Regions from separate parts of the Homo sapiens genome. Here region 2 is linked to region 1. Evidence: read pairs that join two places in POLR2A ChIA-PET (ENCODE). Cell type or tissue: PC-3. All regions are shown on one strand.

Region 1 (8,000 bases):
ATTGAAAACTGTATCATTTAGATTTTTTTAATGCAGATGTAACAGAAAACCAACTCAAATTCACTGGCTCACAATATTAAAAAGTCCAAAGTTGAGGCTTGATTCAGTTATACTTGTGTGATCAGACTTAATCTTTCTCTTCCTTTATTTAATGAGCTCAGCTTCCGTGGTTTTGGTCCCTTTGTGTTCACATGTTTGTTGCAGCTCAAGCCCTACAACCTCATGCTATCAAGTCCAGAGGAAAATACATAGGACTACTGTACAAAGAAAACTAGTTACATTAAAATGTAGTTATAAAAGTATTTTAAAAAATTGTTGGTAATACCTGTTTCTTTTTTTGAGACAGGTGCTTGATCTGTTGCCTAGGCTGGAGTACAGTGGTGCTAACAAGGCTCACTGCAGCTGAACCTCCTAGGCTCAAGTGATCTTCTCACCTCAGCCTTCTGAGTAGCTGGGACCACAGGTGCGCACCACCACACGCAGCTAATTTTTAAATTTTTTGTAGAGATGAGGTCTCGCCATGTTGCCCAGGCTAGTCTCGAGTTCCTGGGCTCAAGCCATCCTCCTGCCTTGGCCTCCCAAAATGCTGGGATTATAGGCGTGAGCCACCATGCCCACCCTGTTTCTTTATTAAAGAGATTTAGTGAAGGCCGGGCGTGGTGGCTCACGCCTGTAATCCCAGCACTTTAGGAGGCCGAGGTGGGTGGATCACGAGGTCAGGAGACCAGCCTGGTCAAGATGGTGAAACCCCATCTACTAAAAATACAAAAATTAGCTGGGCATGGTGGTGGGTGCCTGTAATCCCAGCTACTTGGTAGGCTGAGGCAGAGAATTGCTTGAACCCGGGAGACGGAGGCTGCAGTGAGCTGAGGTCATGCCACTGCACTCCAGCCTGGGCGACATAAGCGAGACTCCGTCAAAAAAAAAAAAAAAGGAAAAAATATATTTAGTGGGGTCTAATAATTTCCAAGTGGTGATGAGTATTATTACTATTTGGAGGTATCTGTAACGAAAGATCATGTGATAGGAAAATAAATAAACTGTGATTTCTACTGGTGACAAAATGAACAGATATTGCTAATATAATACTATTGTGGTGTTTTGGCTGAATTCACAGTGAAAGGAAATGCTAAATTTCAGTTAGAGGTTAAAGTAAAGATGTAATTTGTTTTTCTCAGTTTAACGACACCCTGAATTCTATATATAAACCCTTGGAGTATGTGTGAACCTCAGCTTAAGAACCACTGCTAGAAGAGTTTCTCTTCCTAGAAGTTCAAGAAATGTATTCTTGTGTCTCATTGACTTTGGGTTATGTTGTCATTTCTGAATGAACCATTAAGGCAAGAGAAATAGGATTTGCTAATTAGTTTAGCCAGCCTGGGCCTACCTCTGGAGCTGGGGGTCATTCCCTCCTAACCAGCATCATGGGAGAGGAAGTGGATTTCCAAGGGAAAATCAAGAAGCAGTGGATGGCAGGATCTGGAAGAATTTGCTAAGTGCCCCTAAATAAAGAGCCAGTAGATACTGAGTAGCAAATAGCATTATGTCCATCCTCTCCCTTTACCTCCATGGTCAACCAGTCATTAAGTTTTAGTGAAACTTTCATTTGCATTTGCCTTTTTGTGTTTAGTCTCTTTGATAATATCTTAAACCTCCAGTGTGGTAGTGTGTGGATTAGTCCATTGGATTGTGGAAAGAAAAATATTGAAACTTCTGTTTATTCTTCTCATCCTACTAGTATTTATATACATTTTATATGTATGTAAAATATATTAGTACATGATATATGTACATACATGTATATATATCACATCATATTTGTGGGTACATGTTAAAAATGTTTTAAAAAATGGGAATGGGAGAACCAGAAAAGTTGAGATAACTATGTAGAGCAGCGCTGTTGAGTAGAAATAGCCCTCTATCTGTGGGTTTATCATCCATGGATCCAACCAACCTCAGATGGAAAATACCTGAGGAAAAAAAATTACATCTGTATTGAACGTGTACAGATTATTTTTTTCTTGTCATGACAGTACAGCATAACTCTTTACATAGCGTTTACATTGTATTAGGTATTTTAAGTAATCTAGAGTTTGTTTAAAGTATGCGGTAGAATGTGCGTAGGTTATATGCAAATACTACACCATTTTATATCAGGAACTTTTTTTTTTTTTTTTTGAGATGGAGTCTCACTCTGTCACCCAGGCTGGAGTGCAGTGGCGCGATCTTGGTTCACTGCAAGCTCCGCCTCCCAGGTTCACACCATTCTCCTGCCTCAGCCTCCCAAGTAGCTGGGACTACAGGTGCCCGCCACCTCGCCCGGCTAATTTTTTGTATTTTTAGTAGAGACGGGGTTTCACCATGTTAGCCAGGATGGTCTCGATCTCCTGACCTCGTGATCCTCCCGCCTCAGCCTTCCGAAGTGCTGGGATTACAGGCGTGAACCACCACGCCCAGCCATATATCAGGAACTTGAGCATCCATGGAGTTTGGTGTCCAAGGGAGGTCCTGGAACCAATCCGCCATGGATACTGAGGGATGACTATAATATGAACCTTGTATGTATGTAATTTACCATTTTCTAGTTAGCCACATTAAAAAAGGAAAAAGAAACAGGTGAAAAATATTTAAAAAATACGTTAACACAATATATCCAGAACATGATTTCACATTGAAATCAATATAAAAATTACTGAAATAGTTTACAGTCTGGTGTGCATTTTAGACTTAAAGCATATCCCTTTGGGCATGGTAGCCCATGCCTGTAGTCCTAGCTGCTTGGGAGGCTGAGGCAGGAGAATCTCTTGAACACAGGAGTTTTAGGTTATGGTGAGCTATGATCGTGCCACTGGACTCCAGCCTGGATGACAGAGTGAGACCCGACTCCTTAAAAAAAAAAAAAAAAAAAAAGCACATCTCAGTTCAGACTACTAATATTTCAGGTGCCAAAGGCCACATGTGGTTAGTGGCTGCTGTATTGGATAGGACAGATCTAGACCAATGATCATTGTGAATTTAGATTTCTGTAATTGTCTCTATGACGTTTTTTTATAATTCCATATTTGCCCCCTTCAATCTTATACACAGTTGGCAGGTTAGTTGGACAAAAATTCCAGCGGGATGATGTTACTCTCCAAATGAGAACCTGCTCTAGGTTTAGACGTCATAAGATAGTCCCACCCTTCCTCTTCATTTTCTGGGACTCCCTGCAATAAACCTGGTATTCAGGCAGTTTCCTCAGCCTTGCTTTCTCCTTTCATTTCTCCAAATATTACATCTGTTTTACGAAGTCTATTCCCATAAAACCTTGTTGGACTCACCAATCCCTCTGTAACATCCTTACCATTTCCCAAATTTCTATGGTGTATATTGAGTACTTAGCCACTCAGCACGTTGGCATTTCATTGTATACTGTTGCTTGTTGCTCTTTGTTTCACGTGTAATGAGCCTTATCTCCCCTAATAAATTCTAAGCTTCATATATTATCCCTGAATTGTAGGCACATATCGAAGGCTTAGCTTTTCCTTATCTTTAGAAAGGACATAGCTGGGCTATGTAAATTTGTAGCTTTACGTTTTTTTGAAATGAATTGTTTATTCCAGTAAGTTTCATTTTTAAATTTAGCTTTTTTTTTTTTTTTTTTTTTTTTGATACAGAGTCTTATTCTGTTGCCAGGCTGGAGTGCAGTGGCACGATCTCGGCTCTCTGCAATCTCCGCCTCCCGGGTTCAAGCGATTCCCCTGCCTCAGCCTCCCGAGCAGCTGGGACTACAGGCGCATGCCACCATGCCTGGCTAATTTTCTGTATTTTAGTAGACAGGGTTTCTCCATGTTGGCCAAGATGATCTTGATCTCCTTACCTCATGATCCGCCCGCCTCAGCCTCCCAAAGTGCTGGGATTACAGGCCTGAGCCACCGCGCCCCGCCAAATTTAGCTTTTTGACTCTGTGCTTGTGCTTTCAACACTTTCACAATGATTTTCTGCTTCTTGATAAGGAAGGCACCCTTGATCCTGTCATGGATTCATTTAGCACACATTGGACCACGATAGGCCCTGCTGACATGTTTTTTTCATTGTAGACAGCATTATAAGAACTTTAAATCTCACGGCACAAACCCCTCGAAGTCTGTCTGGGCACATGCCACATGCCAATCTTGTGCCTTTCCCAACCTTCTTGGTTGGTAAACAGTTCTATTGCCAGGGGCTTGGGACACCCTATTTCTGTTGAAGGCTGTGTTGTAGGAAAGCTGATGATTGTATGTCATACACTGGACCATTCTGAGTGACTGTAGACAATGTCCCCGGAAAAAAAAGCAGTTGCTGTGTTTTCTACTCTGCTTGTTAACTTAGACACTTTTTAGCAGATTCATTTGTAGGAGTTGGTGTTCATTTGCTTTATGACAATTAAAAAGATTAATTTTGTTCATTGAGTAGTTTATTTGAAACTGTAGAATCATTCTTGGAACTACAGAATAGGGAATTATTGATTAGTTGGAGTTTCTGAAGATGAAATTTGAGTTTCGTAAGGTAGTCTCAAAGGACACTTTTGCTTTATTGTCCAGAAACCAGGAGAGGCAAACTTGTTTCCAAAGTAGGGCAAGAGGTTTTATTTCAAGTTCAGTCATCAGGATTATTCTCTGGAGGTTGTCAGTACTTTTTTACAAACCCTAGTCACTTTAACCCTAGGGAATAGGTTTCTCTTGTTCAGGCTGTCTTCTTTCTTGGATGAAGAGCTCTACCATCGTCACTATATTTTAGCTCATTTGTGGAACGAAGGACTATCAAAATGTTTCCTGAAAATAAGTCCAGGGAGGGCCTTAAGAGCTTTATGCTTTATTGAATCGTCTTTCATTTGACATTTTCTTTGCTGTATTTTACTTAACATAGGCTATGATTAGATTGATAAAAAGCTAAAAAAAAATACACCAACATTTTTAACTTGTGGAATTTCACAGCCGATTTATTACAACCTATTTTATATGCGAGGTAGTATGTTAAGTGTATTAGTTATATTTCCATCACTTTTTCTTTTAGCATAATTTTACAGATATTTATATTCTTTGGCAAATAGCAGTCTGTAAGAATTTATTCTTTTTTTCTTTCTTTTTTTTTTTTTTTGAGACAGTCTCACTCTGTTGCCCAGGCTGGAGTGCAGTGGTGTGATCTCAGCTCACTGCAACCTCCACCCCCTGGGTTCAAGCGATTCTCCTGCCTCAGCCTCCTGAGTAGCTGGGATTACAGGAGCCAACCACCATGCCCGACTAATGTATTTTTAGTAGGGATGGGGTTTCACCATGTTGGTTAGGCTGTTCTTGAACTCCTAACCTCATGATCCGCCTGCTTTGGCCTCCCAAAGTGCTGGGATTACAGGCACGTGAGCCACCATGCCCAGCCAAGAATTTATTCTTTTTATTTAACACTTTGTGTTTTCCCCCCTTTTAGGTAAATATAATAAAATTGGTTATTAAAGTCCAAAAAAATACTAACTTTACTGGAGAGTTCACATTTTTGTTTTATTAGCTGGTAGGAGGTTATAACTTTTCCTAAAATTAAAACGTGACTTTACATTCTAAGACTATGTGTGTGTGTGTGTGTGTGTGTGTGTGTGTCTGTGTGTGTGTGTATGTGTATGTATGTGTATGTATTTTTAGAGGTAGGGTCTCATTCTTTTGCTCAGACTGCAGTGCAGTGGCACGGTCATAGCTTACTGCAGCCTCAGACTCCTGAGCTCAAGCAGTCCTCTTGCCTCAGCCTCTTGAGTAGCTAGGACTTACAAGCATGCACCACCATGCCTAGTGCTAATTGCATGTATTTTTAAGACTGTAGGGTATAAAATTTTTTTACACTTAAAAATTACAGTATATGGGTTGGGTGCGGTGGCTCACGCTTGCAGTCCCAGCACTTTGGAAGGCTGATGCTCATAGATCACCTGAGGTCAGGAGTTCGAGACCAGCCTGACCAACATGGTGAAACCCTGTCTCTACTAAAAATACAAAATTAGCCGGGCGTGGTGGTACATGTCTGTAATCCCAGCTACTCGGGAGGCTGAGGCAGGAGAATCTCTTGAACTCGGAGGTGGAGGTTGCAGTGAGCCGAGGTTGTGCCATTGCACTCCAGCCTGGGCAACAAGAGTGAACCTCTGTCTCCAAAAAAAAAAAAAAAAAAAGTGAATGATTTATTTTCTTCTCTTTTTATTTGATTCAGGGACCTAGCCTCTGGATTTTGAGTGTTTGTGGTTACCTAAAATTTTGTTACTTTTTTTTTTTTTTTTTGAAACAGGGTCTCTGTCACCCAAGCTAGAGTGTAGTGGTGCATTCTTAGCTCACTGCACCTCAACCACCCAGGCTCAAGCAATCTTTCCATCTCATCCTCCTGAGTAGATGGGACTACAGGCATGTGCCACCACGTCCAGCTGATTTTTGTATCTTTTGTAGAGATAGGGTTTCACGCCTTTGCCCAGGCTGGTCTTGAATTCCTGGACTCAAGTGATCCTCCCTCCTCAGCCTCCCAAAATGCTGTGAGAGTGCAGGCTTGAGCACCATATCTGGCCTTACCTTGGTTCTTACTGCAGTTGTCTTGTTTTGTTTTGTGAATCTTTACCATGTTTATCTTGCTTTTAATTGTCCTATTTTAAAATGCAGAGAACATTCTCTCTGGCCAGGTGAGGTTAAAAAAAAAAAAAAACTGCAAAGATCAGTTGTAAAGCTTCTTTCAAGAATTGTTCCGGCCGGGCACAGTGGCTCACGCCTGTAATACCAGCAGTTTGGGAAGCCGAGGTGGGCGGATCACGTGAGTTCAGGAGTTTGAGACCAGCCTGACCAACATGGAGAAACCCTGTCTCTACTAAAAATACAAAATTAGCCAGGCGTGGTGGCGCATTCCTGGAATCCCAGCTACTTGGGCTGATTCAGAAGAATGGCTTGAACCCAGGAGGCAGAGGTTGCAGTGAGCCGAGGTAGTGCAGTTGCACTCCAGCCTGGGCAACAAGAGCGAAACTCTGTCTCAGAAAAAAAAAAAAAATTGTTCTTTCTCCTGGGAGTCGAGGAACAGCATGTTACCTAAGGTGGGGTGAAGGGAGGTTTCCAGGTTGGAAACAGAGCAGGTCAAAACTCCCATGCTGATCAGTAGTGGGATCGTGCCTGTGAATAACCACTGCCGTCCAGCATTGGCAACATAGTGAGACTCTGTCTCTTTAAAAAAAAAAAAATTCCTTTATGAACACTTCATGGGATTTCCTCCATCCCCTTTTAGGGGACATAACTAGAAGGAGAACATGCCTCCTTAAAAGGTATTAGTTTTAGCAATTAAAATCTCCCTGCCAGCTCATTTGTTGGTCTACTTAAATATTCAAGTTTTATTTCATTAAAGGTCTTTTCAGGTGTTTCAAGTGTTCCTTTAACCGAACACTTGTTGAACTGAACACTTGTTCATGTTTCTCATGTTTAATGGCTATGATTTAAATACATGTTGGTGTTACTGAAGTCATAATCCAGTGAGAATTCCTGTTAAAAGTGTTAAGATTTTGGACTCTTGCATAAGTCCCTTAAGGAGTGGTCTGACAGTTACTAATCTTTGTTTCCCATAGAATCAGGAATACCCTCTATCTTTAGATGTTCAGTCAAAATTCGTTAGAATTGAATTTGAGTAACCCACATGCTTGTATTTATACTGCTTATTTAGTATTCATGGAGAATGCTGTATGAAAATTTGATTAGTTCTTTTTTTTCCTTCCAAATTCCTTCCAATCAATAACTTAGAAGAGAAAATTAATCTCTACCTCTTTCCCTTCCCAATTTGTAAAAAATGAGTGTAACTTCCCATCTTTCTACTTTTAAAGGATGTTAGACTTCTTGGTTTATTAAAGTAAGAGTGATATTCTTGAAGATTCGACGTGAATTCAATTTAATGTTCTTGGCAGACACAAACTTAGTTTTTTTCCCTTTTAGAAGAAAACCATATCAAGCCTTCATTAATGAACCTCGGTGTAACTTTTGGCTTTC
Region 2 (8,000 bases), 50 kb after region 1:
ATTCTCATCCTGCATGGGATGGAGCAGAGATTTCATCACACTTCTACAAATGGGGTGCAATTGATAACTTAATTGTTTCTGGAATTTTCCATTTACTATTTTTGGACCATGGTTGACCTTGGGTAACCAAAACCATGGATAAGGATAAACTACTGTATACAAACTTGTAGTCCTGGAGAGAGGTTTGGGTTAGCCACTTGGAGAAACACGTAGGTAATGTTTAGAGCTGTGAGATCCAGTCGGGGTATTCATTCCTAAACTGTTTGAGGTGCCCTGGGGTATTGCAGTGAACTCACAGGATATTTTAAATTTTCCAGGAAAACAGTATGATAGGGTGTGTGTTTGATGCCTGTGTTTTCAAAATGATGTTTAAGATGTAAGCATGTGTGCATTTTGTATTCCCATGGGGCTGGGTCCAGCTGTATGCCTTTGTGTATGTGTACCTAGTATTCTTCACAGAAAGTATAGTACATTAGCAAACAGTTCCCATTTTACTCAAATTGTCCCCCCCGTGTATCAATCAATCCTGTTGCAGAATGATTGTACTTAATGAGAAGTTCCTAGAGAGTGGAGTAGCCTAAAGGCCCAGGAAAGGGCTGAGGGAGATTTGTGAAAAATGTCTTTAAAACGTGGTTTATTTCTAAAATTCATGCAGCTGAGTTCTTTTCTCATATATTGTCCCAGTCTTAAAATTGTTTCAATTTAATTTTATAGAATGTTTGTTGCAGGAATGAATGTGTCGTAGACTCCTCTCCTTAAGATGTGTACTAGTTAACTTTGAGATGACTGAGAAAATTGGGGAGAATTAGTTGGTAATGGATGAGATCAGACATCTTTAGAAGGAACATACTGCAGTAAATCATCTAGAAAGCTTTAGAACAGTCAAGGAAACTAGTTCAGGCTTAGAATATGAACACTTAGAAAGTTAAAAATGCATTCAATTGTTTCACCTGAAGAAAGTGTGTAATAAACCAATTCAGTAATCTTAAAGGATGTTTCACCAGGTTTTATGTTTCTTGACACTTGAATCACTCCTTTTCTAAAGGTTTAACTTTCTATTCAGTAGTATTTTTGAGGAGTCATCTGAGTTTGTTTCTGAGATTTGCAGGAATTGGGTAGAAATGGTGGAATAGGATTAAAATATCTGTGGACCTATTTTTTAAAAACAGCATTTTGGCTTGAAGTCCTTTTTTTTAAGACCAGAAAGAAAATTTCACAGTAATTTGATTTCTCTGATTAAATTTGACTAGCATATTGAATATTTTCTCTTAGCCTCTTTAAGCCTTACTATTCCTCTTTTCCTAATTCCGTGCCAGGAAAACTATCAGCTTTCAGTGGTGTTTTCTTTACCTTTTTGACTAGCGTTTTTACATTAAGATAAAATATATATATATATTTTTAAACTGCTTGACTGGCCTGTTTTTTTGTTTCTCTACTACTGGTGTTCCTCTTCCTCCTTTTCTGTCTTCCCAAATGAGGACCTGTGGAGGGCATTTATCTGTAGTTTTAGATTTGTGCGTTTCTGTAAGTGTGCAAGGAATTTAGAGTTCAGTGGCATCAGATAGCCATGATGTCACTTTTCTCTTCCATCCAAATTTAGTTTTAGTTTTGTAAACTTGGGAAATACTACACTTAATTGCTAACAAACAGCGACTTAAAAATCTGACATTTTAACCTGATTGGTGGGTGTTCTTTCCACATACTTTCCCTTTTAAGTTTTTTTTGTCTCCGTAAGTGTTCTTCTAAATTTGTTTCAAATCTGTTTTAGGAATGGTTTGAGCACACACCAGGATCAGATTCAGTTTCAAAAAGATCTTTCTTTTTGTGCCGTTTTGTTTCTCTCTGTTACCCTGATGTTCTCATCCCATTCTGGATTTGTCATATAAATGGGTGCACTCATACTATATTCTTTTTGTGGGTTTTATTTTTCAAAACTTTTTGTTCTATGATCTGCATGACTGTAAAATAGCTTTCCGAAATCTTATGACTAAGTCATTTGTGGTGATTCACACCTGTAATCCTAGCACTCTGGGAGGCGGAGGTGGGAGGATTGCTTGAGCCCAGGAGTTCAAGACCAGCCTGGGTAACATAGTGAGACATCTCTACAAAAAAAATTAAAGTAAAAAAAAATTAGCTGGGAGTGGTGGTATATGCTTGTGGTCCCAGCTACTTGGGAGGCTGTGGTGGGAGGATGGCTTGAGGCTGGGAGTTCGAGGCTGCAGTGAGCAGTGATCACGCCACTGCACTCGGCCTGGGCAACAGAGTGAGACCCTGGTTCAATCAATCAGTAATTTGTGTATGGCACACACATACCTTGCTCCCTTTTTTCTCCATAGCCTTTTATATACTGTGTACCTTATTAATCTGTCTCTCAGCTAGAACATAACCTTTTCTATGGATGGAGATTTTGTGCTTTGTTCACTTCTGTATCCCCAGTCTCTGAAAGAGTGCTTGGTACATAGCAGATGCTCAGTATATATTGAGTGAGTGAATAAAAGATCTGTTTGATAATTTAGCTCCCAAACTGTGGGATTTGAATAGGAGAAATGATTGCTTGAACATTCAAATTAGAGACAGGAAATTTTTTTTAGACTTGTGAAACAGAAGAAAATTCACCAAGGTTACAGATTGGGCTTCTATTATAATACCCTGATCTCTTTAGGCCCCACTAGGTAGTTTCAATTTGAGCACAATTCCAGTGTTGCATATTTGGAGGAGACTGGCTAGAAATTTCTCCCTTCTTTGTGGTTTTTATTGAATTTCTCTGGTAAAAATATATTAATGGCTTTTCCTATGCCACTCTCATCCTCTCCTGCACTGAATAATTTCTGTTCTGGAGTAGTAGTTTGTAAATTTGAGTAAGGTATGAATTATATCCAAAAGAAGAAATGTATTGAGGTTCTTCAGTATAGATGTAATTTTCTAATTTCTATGTTACAAATATATATGCAGCTATAAAGAGCAAATAAATACATAACACCTCAATATTATTTTGATATTAATTTGGTTAGAGTTTGGAAAACTAAATTGAGGCGTGATATATATATATACACACACACACATACCAACATGGTGTGTGTGTATATATATAAAAAAATATAAAATATATAAAAATATATATAAAATATATAAAAATATATATATACCAACATGGTGTGTGTATATATATATATGTGTATATATATATATATATGTATATATATATGTATATATATATGTATATATATATGTGTGTATATATATATATATGTATATATATATATATATACCACCATGGTGTATATATAAATATATATATATATACACCACCGGGGTGTATATATAAAAATATATATATACACCACCGGGGTGTATATATAAAAATATATATATACACCACCATGGTGTATATATAAAAATATATATATACACCACCGTGGTGTATATATAAAAATATATATATACACCACCGTGGTGTATATATAAAAATATATATATACACCACCGTGGTGTATATATAAAAATATATATATACCACCGTGGTGGTATATATAAAAATATATATATATATACCACCGTGGTGGTATGTATAAATATATATATATATTTAAATATATATATAAATTTAATATATAACTCATTCTCACTACTTTTCTCCACTTGAACTGCAACTGGAATCTTTGATCACACATCTTCTGGCTTTCATTTTCATTCATTAAATCAGGTTTGCTAGCACATTGGAGCATAGTAGGTGTTAAATCGTTAGTAAATGCACGAGCTCTAAAGTACATCCTTTTTGATTATCCTTGGGCATTTTTCTCACCTATACATTCCATACATAGTAGCAATAATTATGGCAAATGTTACTGTCCTTCAAAGTGTCGTTATGTAAAAATGAACTGATTTTTAAAAGGTCTGCCTAAGTGTGAACCGAGGTCTGGAGCTATCACCTCTTCATAAGATCCCAGGTAATGCAGATTAACTTCTGTTTTGCATCTGGGTAATGTTTAATTATTTGTTGATTATTGTAGAAGTGTTTTTGGATAAAAAGCTCTTTCTCAGATTGTCTTTTACTTTGCTTTCTAAAACTAGGAGGGAAGTATAATACATGATGGGACTGAGTGTTAGTATGGACATATTGTCAAATGTTTTCATAGGGAGAACTTGGTGTACCTCATTATTTAGATTTTTTTATAACTTAAAATGTGGTATGTTTTGAACTTTTAGTTTATCAGAAAATGTTGACTTTTGATGTAATGGCTACTTCTGTAGCTACGGTGATCTTCAGCAAGTTTCACTTTCTAAACTTTTATCTTTTCTGTGCAGTGGTTGCAGGTTGTGAGGTATGGAGATACTGAGGGGTACGAGGCACTGTTTGTGGTGACATGAGAGCCACTAGCGGACAGAGACTGGGGAGAAGGATTGATCAGCTGGCGCATTAGCCCCAAGATGCAGGTGAATTTGGGAACAGAAAGAGGGCCAAATGAGATGTTTGTGAAAATACTTTGTCGATTTAAAACATTCCTTCCAGCTCAGGTGCTGTTATGTTTAGGGAAGATGTGCGTGTTTTCTCTTTCTAGTGGGCTATTGTTAGCTACAAGGTGACCTTGCCTCCTGCTTTGAGGGAGAAGGAAAAAGCTGGACCCACAAGACACAAATCCCAGCAGTCTGTGGTTACTGCTGGAATGATTACTGTTCTTTATTTGTACTATTAGTTGTCTCTAAGATTGGTAACAGGAAAGTGAGAATAAGCTTACTCTCAGAAATTTTTGTTGAGGGAGTTTTGTATAATTTCTGACTATTACCACATTCCCCTTTACTTCGACCCTCTTGGTTTTGCTGTTTGCTGTGCTCTAGTTTTACCATCTAATAACCCAGCACTAAAATCTGATCTTGGGTATCAGATTCTCCTTTGTGGTTTGGTTTGTTAATAATTGAAGTACCTAATGGTTCTGGGTGTGAACTGTGCATACTTGACAATCTAGAACCAGGGAAGTGAGTTTCCTATTGAAGTAATTAATAAAACCTTGTGGCTCTTAAAAATATATAAAAACTGTTACACAGAAATAACCAAAATGTAAACTTAACAGGATATAGTTTAATTATGTTTTTATAACATAAACCTTAAAGATAGAAGTATTTTTAAGCTTGTTGGTGTCCTGTTCCTTTCTAGTTTGGGTGTGTAGGAGTCTTTTTTATCAGGAATTTTGTTAGTGCTAATGCTGGGGTGGCTTTTTTTTTTTAAATCTATGTAAACATGACCCTATTAGACAGCTGTGTTTAATGTAGTAAAGACTCATGGGGAGACTTTATAGTGTTTCTTGTTGGGACTTAGTGTCTGTATATTTTAGTATTTAAAGGATGTGGTTTGGTGCTTTGAAAATGAGAGGGAGGTCACCTAACTCATAGCTGAATGCCTGCGTGTCTAGATTGTTCCGTCCTGGAGGTTATTAACAACATGAAAGTTGTTTTTATTCTAGTTAAACTGATAGTATTAAGTTAAATAACTTTATTGTGGAAGTGTTTGTTTACACATGGCTGCTGAGTAGAATTTTCCTTAAAATCTGATTACATAGGAATGTTTTAGTAAATAGAGTGCTGGAAAAAAGCTGCTACACAAGCCAGAGCCTGTTGTGCTTTGCAGAACAGTAACCAAGATGAAGAGTGGCCTCTTTTTCTCCACCTTTTCCACCGCTCATCTCAGAGAAAGCAGGGCGCTAATCAGGTGGAGCTGCTTAATTGCATTAAGTTCATGGGCTGCTCAAGGGTTGATTAGTCAGACTCATAAACTTCCAGTTATGAGATGCTTGCTGACTGGCTGGTTTAAGTCCTTAGGGTTTGATGCACATTCACTCTAATGAGTACTTACATGTACAGGGCACTGTGCTGTGTGCCCTGTGATGGACACAGAAAAGAATAAGATTACTTCTATCTTGAAGACAGGGTAGAACCTGGGAAGTGTCCCAGGGTAGAAACTGGGAAGGCACAGTTCTGGGAATTCAACGGAGGCATGTAGTTAGTAGCCATTGGGTAATATTGATGGGGTGGGGGTGGGGCAGTAGATGTGATCTGGGCAACGAGGAGCCAGTTGGAGAAGTGGTTTCAGTAGTTGCAGTGGGTAAAGCATGATAAAGATGCTCACAAAGCAGAGAGGAAAAGTAAAATTGACAGGATCAGGCCACTGTGAACATGAAGGGCAAGTTAGAGGAACTCAGGCGGAAGCTCTTCATCAGGAGCCCTGGAGCTTTCCCCAAAATCCTACCAAAATCACTTATGTATGTGCTTTGGTATTTTTGGGTGGCAGAGAACTTAGACCTTTTCTCACATGTTCGGAAGGGTCCAGCATCCAAAAAAGATTGACCACTGCTGCGCTGAGTTTTCATCCATTGGTGACAAGATGGTCAGACTTCTAGAGAAATAAGGTAGTTTTGTGGTAGAACAAACTCTTCCTTGTGGGAGGTATAGTGGGATTTGGGGAATAGGGTTTATGAAATGGTCCCCAGAGTGGGATGGCTTGCCTTTTCAAACTGGGTTTCCCACCCAGCAAGTTAAGTTGACCCATTGCAGTGGATTGAGTGGAGGGCAGGTGAAGGGCAGGTGTTTTCAAGTCAAAGGAGTTCAGGTGAAGGGCAGGTGCTTTTAGTCAAAGGAGTTCCTTAGCATTATTTCCTCCTTTATTTGGAGATCAGATTGAAGATGTAGGGGACTAGAATGCAGTTGTAGTTTGTGGTGTTTACTTTTTATGGAAAAGTGCCTCTTATGTGAAAAGTCTTCTGTGCTTGATCCTGGGGGTAGGGGGGTTATAAAAATGTCATACCTGGGATCCTGCCCTTAAGGAGTTGATGGTAGGTAATGCTTTCCTTTGGCTTTTTGTTCATCTTGAGTCTGTGTATGTTCAGTTATCTTCAGCCATTTCCTGGGCAATGGGAAACATTTCTGTTAAAACAAACTTCTGACTTTGATCTGTGACTTATATTTCTTTTTAGATAATGAAGAACCACTGGGATTAGAGGGTGTATAAAATACAATAATAAGTATAGTGTATGTAGGAACCTCTGTACAACCAATTTGGTGACTTTTAGGCAACTCATTTGACTATTTGACTGTTTGTTACATGAGTGTGCATTTGGCTTTGTTTAAAATTCCTCTATAAAGCACATTTTAAAAAATGACCCAGTACTTAGTATATAAGATGAACTGCCATTTGTATAATTGATCATTTAAAAATGCTTATTATACTTTTAATCAATCAGTTTCCATGTTTATGAAATGGGAATAATTATTATATCTAGCTCATAGAATTGTCCTGAAGATGAAATTTATATCCATATATACATAATGAAGCTCTTTAGAGCAATGTATAACTACATGCCAACTGTTCAAAAAATATTAATGGCTACATCACTATTAATATTTTAAAATTAGTACTGTCATTTTCCCTTCCTACATGACTGAATGTAGGAGGTGACTATTTTTGTTATAAAAGGATTTCCAATGAGATACCTTTGAATGGTAAAATTTCCTATGCATTTATTTAAATGTTTATATATATATGTCTTTAAAGTATGAAAGTTAAGTGCACTTATACAAGGCAGATTCAGGTACTAATTAAACTGCTCATTTAGATTACAGAATGAGGGACTGAAAATTATATGTATTTAATTAGGAATTGGATTGATTGGTCTTGACTGCTGTTGTCTTTCAGTTCTTTTTTATTGTTATACTTCCCATGTGTTTGTCTCCTTTTCTTTTTATCTTTTAAAAATTGCTTTCTGATTTATTTCCTGTTCAGTTTTCAGTAATGGGTGTAGAATAGGGCAAGAACTTATGTTGGTGCCCGTTGTTTGAACCAGGAAGGAGCAACTGCATCAGACAGCCTGGGGCTCAGTTGGGAGGGACTTCAGATCAGTCCCTGCAGAGCTGCCTGGCCCAGGGAACCACTGAATTCCAGTTTCCTAACTCCAAATCGGACAGTTTGTGGGTCTACACTGTATGTACATAATGAACATTTTAAGGCTCAT

What was found. ChIA-PET counts read pairs that join two places held together with the same protein. Peaks named below come from ENCODE experiments on the same cell type or tissue, not always from the same donor. Only the 100,000 strongest peaks of a DNase experiment are listed, where the experiment ranks them.
Region 2: POLR2A ChIA-PET joins it to region 1 with 12 read pairs; 18 of 35 experiments call an interaction of 5 or more read pairs at or near these places.

The regions. Positions count from the first base shown.
Region 1 is chr14:55,278,367-55,286,366 of GRCh38, forward strand. The region is part of intron 1 of FBXO34 (F-box protein 34); the gene reads left to right. It also overlaps the pseudogene RPL34P28. Among named protein-coding and RNA genes, the nearest start is that of FBXO34-AS1, 10 kb to the left of the region's middle. RefSeq lists an enhancer at 1,245-1,344. In PC-3, no CTCF peak of the experiment used is centred here; no DNase peak of the experiment used is centred here.
Region 2 is chr14:55,328,512-55,336,511 of GRCh38, forward strand. The region is part of intron 1 of FBXO34 (F-box protein 34); the gene reads left to right. Among named protein-coding and RNA genes, the nearest start is that of FBXO34-AS1, 60 kb to the left of the region's middle. RefSeq lists an enhancer at 1-181. In PC-3, no CTCF peak of the experiment used is centred here; a DNase peak (open chromatin) is centred at 2,010; H3K27ac peaks cover 1,092 bases.